2 separate regions of the Homo sapiens genome follow, and region 1 is linked to region 2. Evidence: read pairs that join two places in POLR2A ChIA-PET (ENCODE). Cell type or tissue: MCF 10A. All regions are shown on one strand. Region 1 overlaps ULK4 (unc-51 like kinase 4). Region 2 overlaps ULK4 (unc-51 like kinase 4).

Region 1 (2,500 bases), 430 kb before region 2:
GGGACTCAAGAGGCCTGGCTAGCAACTGGAAATCTGTCTTTGGGGCTCTCAGCCCAACATGATCTCTTTCACGTGGATAGAAGGATGCCAAGAAGGTGCCTGGGGACCTGGGAGAGAGGCATTAATAACTAAACCCCAGGAAGTGTGCCCATGCTAATCGCCACAGTCCTATGAGAAAAACACTTGGGCATGCCTGACTCTGTAGCACCTATTTGCAGAATCATACACTCTCAGGGCTAGAATAGGCTCAGGTGGGGATTTATCTAGACCCACAATTCTAGACCCACCCAGAGACCTCACAATTCAGACCCTCCATAAAATGAGTCCATGTCCTGAAAGGCAGAGAAGAGAAGGCTTTGATTCTACTATTAGACTTGCTTCTCTTAATTCACCGTTGCCTCCTATTGTTATCTTTGTTAGTTTAAAATTTCTTGTAATAAACGCTTGTATGGCACTTTACATTTCAGAATGCTGTTTCCTATATGTTTTCTCATTTAATCTTCTCAACAGCCTACCTTACAAGGTAAGTATATATCATGTTTTATTTATGAGGTAACCAAAGCTGAAATTAAGGGGCTGCTACAGGAGTCCACACGGAGCCAGACTGTCTCCCCACCACGAAGGTGGAACCAGGATGGCTTCAGCTGACTTTGATCACAGCAACCGAGGCTGGATTATTGTCTCCTTAGTTAAGAGGCTCAACATTTTTTAATCAACCACTCATGATAGGTCACAGGGGTAACTAAACATTAACATGAACTCTGAATTATATATGAATGCATTCGCACCTCCACTGAGATCCTCTCCCACCTTCCTGAGTATGCCAGAGAACAGCTGCCAGTTCAACTGCATCAGGTGTGATTTCTGCAAAGATTTGCATCTCGGAAGAGCTGCATGTAAATTTGTTCTGAAATTGCACCCAACTTGATGTGTTCAAAAGACTACTGCTTAAAAATGCCAGCTGTAGTTCAATTATGTCTGAAGTATGCATAAACTTACACTGAAGGTACACTCCCCATCAGGCGTCTTCAGTGAGGATTCCCACTTCATTTTTCTCAGAACTGCCTCAAACAGGTCAGCTGACTACATCCAGGCTCAGTGCCCCGACCAGCCCTGCCATGAGATTGTGTGCAGAGGCTGTGCTCCCAGGAAATCACCCACAAGTTGCAAATAAATCAGAAGATGACTTTCATCCACAAGGCTGGTTAGAAGGTGCAAATAGAAATCTACAGTGACAGTTATGTGATCAAAGGAAGATGCCAAAATGGTATCATGTGTAGCTGACATAAATGTAGACATAAACAACGCCAATTGAAAACTACGTGGTTTGGCCATTTACCTGACTCTTATTCATAACATCAGCTGTTGTTCTGTATATAAGGATGAGTTAATTCAAAAATAAAAATTTTAAATTATATCAATCAGAGGTTCCAGTTCTGCGTAAGACAGAGAAAACACATGACACTCTTTCTCTCCCTCTGGATGCAAATCTACAGCGCAGCTATTTCAGAACACTGAAAAGCAAACAGCAACAGGTAAATAGGAGAGGACACTGAATTCAAAGCACCACTGAACTGGCAGTGAGTTTACCACTTCTTTCTTAGCCTGGATGCAACAAACCCAAACCCCAAAAGCCCTAGAAGAAACCCAGCTTGAGGAATAGAGAAGGGAAATCCCCAAAACCCTAGAGAGTAGATGAAACCCCCTCAAGATTGCTTTGCTCTTTTTTCTCCATCCTCTTGTGTCCCAGGCCATTCTGTGATGGCAGCAGTGGTAGTGGGGACAGAGGTGGCAGCAACAATAGCCAGCAAGAGGAGCCTGCAACCAGATCTCTATTCTTTCTCTGTTCTCCTAGTGTTTGGCCTGGATGTTGCATAATCATGGAACTAGGCAGTTTTAGGCCAGATAAAAAATGGGAAACCCAGAGAACCAGAAAGTACTGGGGAGAGAATGAATCAAGAAGAGCTTAGTAAAGTTACTCCATAAAACTGTTTATGAACTCTTGGCCTCACCCCCAACCTGTGTATGCATGGAACCGATCCCAATAGCATGCCCCAGAATTGAAGAACTGAGGTAACAAATATATCTCTGCTCACATCCCAGACTGACCCCTGGGGAGGGACACACCAGATAGATGCACATAGCACTGCAAAACCTGTGAAACCAATATGACACTGAAATTACAATTCCAACCTGCAGCCTGAACCTAATCAGCATGATTGCTTGCTAAAACAAAAATATCAATATTCTCTGTAGTATTTAACAAGACAGGGTCTTATAATGTAATATTTTTAATGACCAGGATACAATTCAAAATTACTTGGCAAAAGCAACCATAAAATCTCAGCTGACATGAAAAAAGACAATCAACAGAGGACAATAAACAAAATGACATATGTTGGAATTATCTGACAAAGACTTCAAAGTGCTATTATAAAAATGCTAAAAACAATCACTAACACTCTTGAAACAAGTATTACAATAGAATATATCAGTAAAA
Region 2 (2,500 bases):
AATTCACATAAGTATAGATCACAGACATACACTCATATATAACAAATGTAACTGAAAAGGTACCTACTGACAGTTTATCACTGAGCAAACTCCACATGACAAAGTTTCAAACAATTGTCTTACTTTGGGCATTAAAAGTATTCTTACAGTACATATTAATTATCAGAGCTGTCCCTGAAACCAGCTGCAGAAGTGTAAATAGGAAAAAAGAAACAAGAGGCTGGCCTAGAAATCAAGCTCCAGTCAGTCAAGACAGGCTCCCCCAGAGAGCCAAAGGGTCGACACAGAACACCCACACACTTAGTAAAAGGTACCTTCCTCAACCAACTGGAGTGGTTGAGTGCTTCATCTACAGCAACTGGCAATTTCAGTTATTTGGGTTTTCTTTAATGTGAACCTAATATTATATGAGAGAGTTCAAACTCTTAACATTGGCCAAAATCAGAATGTAATTACATCTGATTTCTTTACTATGATCATTAATTTTTTTTAAATGAGAACAGTGGGTCTTAAGAAGTTGAAACAATAGAGGGAAGCATTAACTCAGGCTGTCATTCTTATAAACCTGCCAAACTGACCCAGACTGCGGCCCAGGCCCTGGAGAAAGCCATGATCAGGTAGGCATATTAATGCATGATACACCATCTAGCATTTGTTTGATTTCACAAAATCTTCTTTAATATTGACATATGGCATATACTTTTTGAAACTAGCTTTGATAAAATTGACAGTGTCCCCTCAACTATAAGGTGAGATTTTAGGGTTTTGCATGTTTGCATTAGGTGCCCTCAGTAGTCATCCTGCTGTGTGTTTGCTTTATGAGCAATGAAGTAAAAGAATACAAAAACCCTTTCTCCATACTCATTACCTGTTCCGCCACCTCCACCCAACCCCTGAGAAAGTCCTGCTCAGAACTAAACCTAAGTTCTATTCCAAGAGTTTGGAGAAGGGGATTACCTCTATCTCTATTATTTCTGAGTAGAGCCAGGAGAAGTCTCAATTTCATGTTCCAGTAGTCGTGTAATATAGACCTTGAATCATAACCCTCACCCCTTGAGCCATGAACACGTTTAAATCTGCATAACTTCAAAATCATGTTTCTGGCAAAAAACAGATTAAGCTTTAAATGGATGTCCTCAAAGATGAACTGAGACCTTCTGAGTCTTCTGCAGTCTAACAGTTACCGCACCTGTCTAAACTTTTTTTATAATGAGTACACAAGCATATGTGTATAAACATAAGGACATCAAGACCCCAACCCCATCACTGAACCTAGTTTGACAGAAGCTTCCTGGATAGCCTACACTTCTCTGCATGAATACAACTGCATGATACTTACTGGGGAAGTAAGACATCTCGAATGAGAGCCAGAAGATTGCTGTCAGAATCAACACTGGCCTTCTCCTTGCCATCCCCAAACTCCTGGTTCACGAGTAGAGATGTGGTTTCTGAGAGCAACCGCAAGCTAAAGAGTCTCCACTCCACTTGAAAGAAAAAAAAAATGCCAAGAATGTGACTCCATGGAGACAGAATGAAAATAGAATGTGTAACTGATGCAATTCTTGCTGGTGTCATCACACTTACCATTTTGGCTTTGAACCAAGGACACCAAGGGTGGCAGTATATAGTCAACAACCTAAAAGAAAGCATGTAAAAGACTCAGAATCTCTATGAACACAAAACTGATATCAACCACTATCTATATTTTTTCCACAGACAGAATCCCTAATCAAAGGAGTGAAAAAAAGCAACGGCTAAGTTTATCCTGGATTTAAACTCTCCATGACATTTAATAAACCACCAAGCTCATTTAAATCTAAAAAAGTCCTCAGGTCAAAATGACATTATGAAAATCAAAACAGTAATTTATCAAAACCTTCAGGGTCTATGAAAGGAACTTTAGAATATAATGCAAAATCTAGTTGGCACAGGTTGGCATTAAACCATCAAATTAGTATGTATAAGCTGGTGATCATTACATCAAGTTTAACCTAAACAACAATCAAAATGTTGGGAAAAAAAAGACACAATAGTCCCCATGTTTTATCAAATACATCAAATAACTATGACAAGTTCGTCTTGGTTATTTTTAGAAATAGACCACAAAGATGTAAATCCACTATACAAACCACCCCTGTGAGTTCCTAGTTGTATCAGAGAACAATCAAATATGGTTTAAAACTTAACCCCAAAAAACAAGTATTTTCCTCCAAAATACCAAAAAAGAAAGAATCCCTACTCCAGTCTAATGATGAAAACTACTGTTTCATTTGATGAACTATTTTAGTGACAATAAACAAAATTCCCATTGTTTGTGTACTTGTTCTCTCTATACTGATAAAAGAGCAGGAGAATCTGTGCACAGCCAAACGACATCTTGCCGTCCATACCAACAAAACAACGCCCTGCACAGGCAAGAATCTCCATATGTGGCTGGTGGCCCATCAGTATTAACATATTCTATCTCCACTTGACATAGGAAATTTATATGTGACAGTAT

What was found. ChIA-PET counts read pairs that join two places held together with the same protein. Peaks named below come from ENCODE experiments on the same cell type or tissue, not always from the same donor. Only the 100,000 strongest peaks of a DNase experiment are listed, where the experiment ranks them.
Region 1: POLR2A ChIA-PET joins it to region 2 with 5 read pairs; 2 of 35 experiments call an interaction of 5 or more read pairs at or near these places.

The regions. Positions count from the first base shown.
Region 1 is chr3:41,249,924-41,252,423 of GRCh38, forward strand. All of the region lies in intron 35 of ULK4 (unc-51 like kinase 4), which reads right to left. Among named protein-coding and RNA genes, the nearest start is that of CTNNB1, 52 kb to the left of the region's middle. In MCF 10A, no CTCF peak of the experiment used is centred here; no DNase peak of the experiment used is centred here.
Region 2 is chr3:41,680,169-41,682,668 of GRCh38, forward strand. ULK4 (unc-51 like kinase 4) reads right to left here. Exons shown (of 37, transcript NM_017886.4): 28 at 1,585-1,636; 29 at 1,340-1,484. Among named protein-coding and RNA genes, the nearest start is that of ULK4, 280 kb to the right of the region's middle. In MCF 10A, no CTCF peak of the experiment used is centred here; a DNase peak (open chromatin) is centred at 1,523.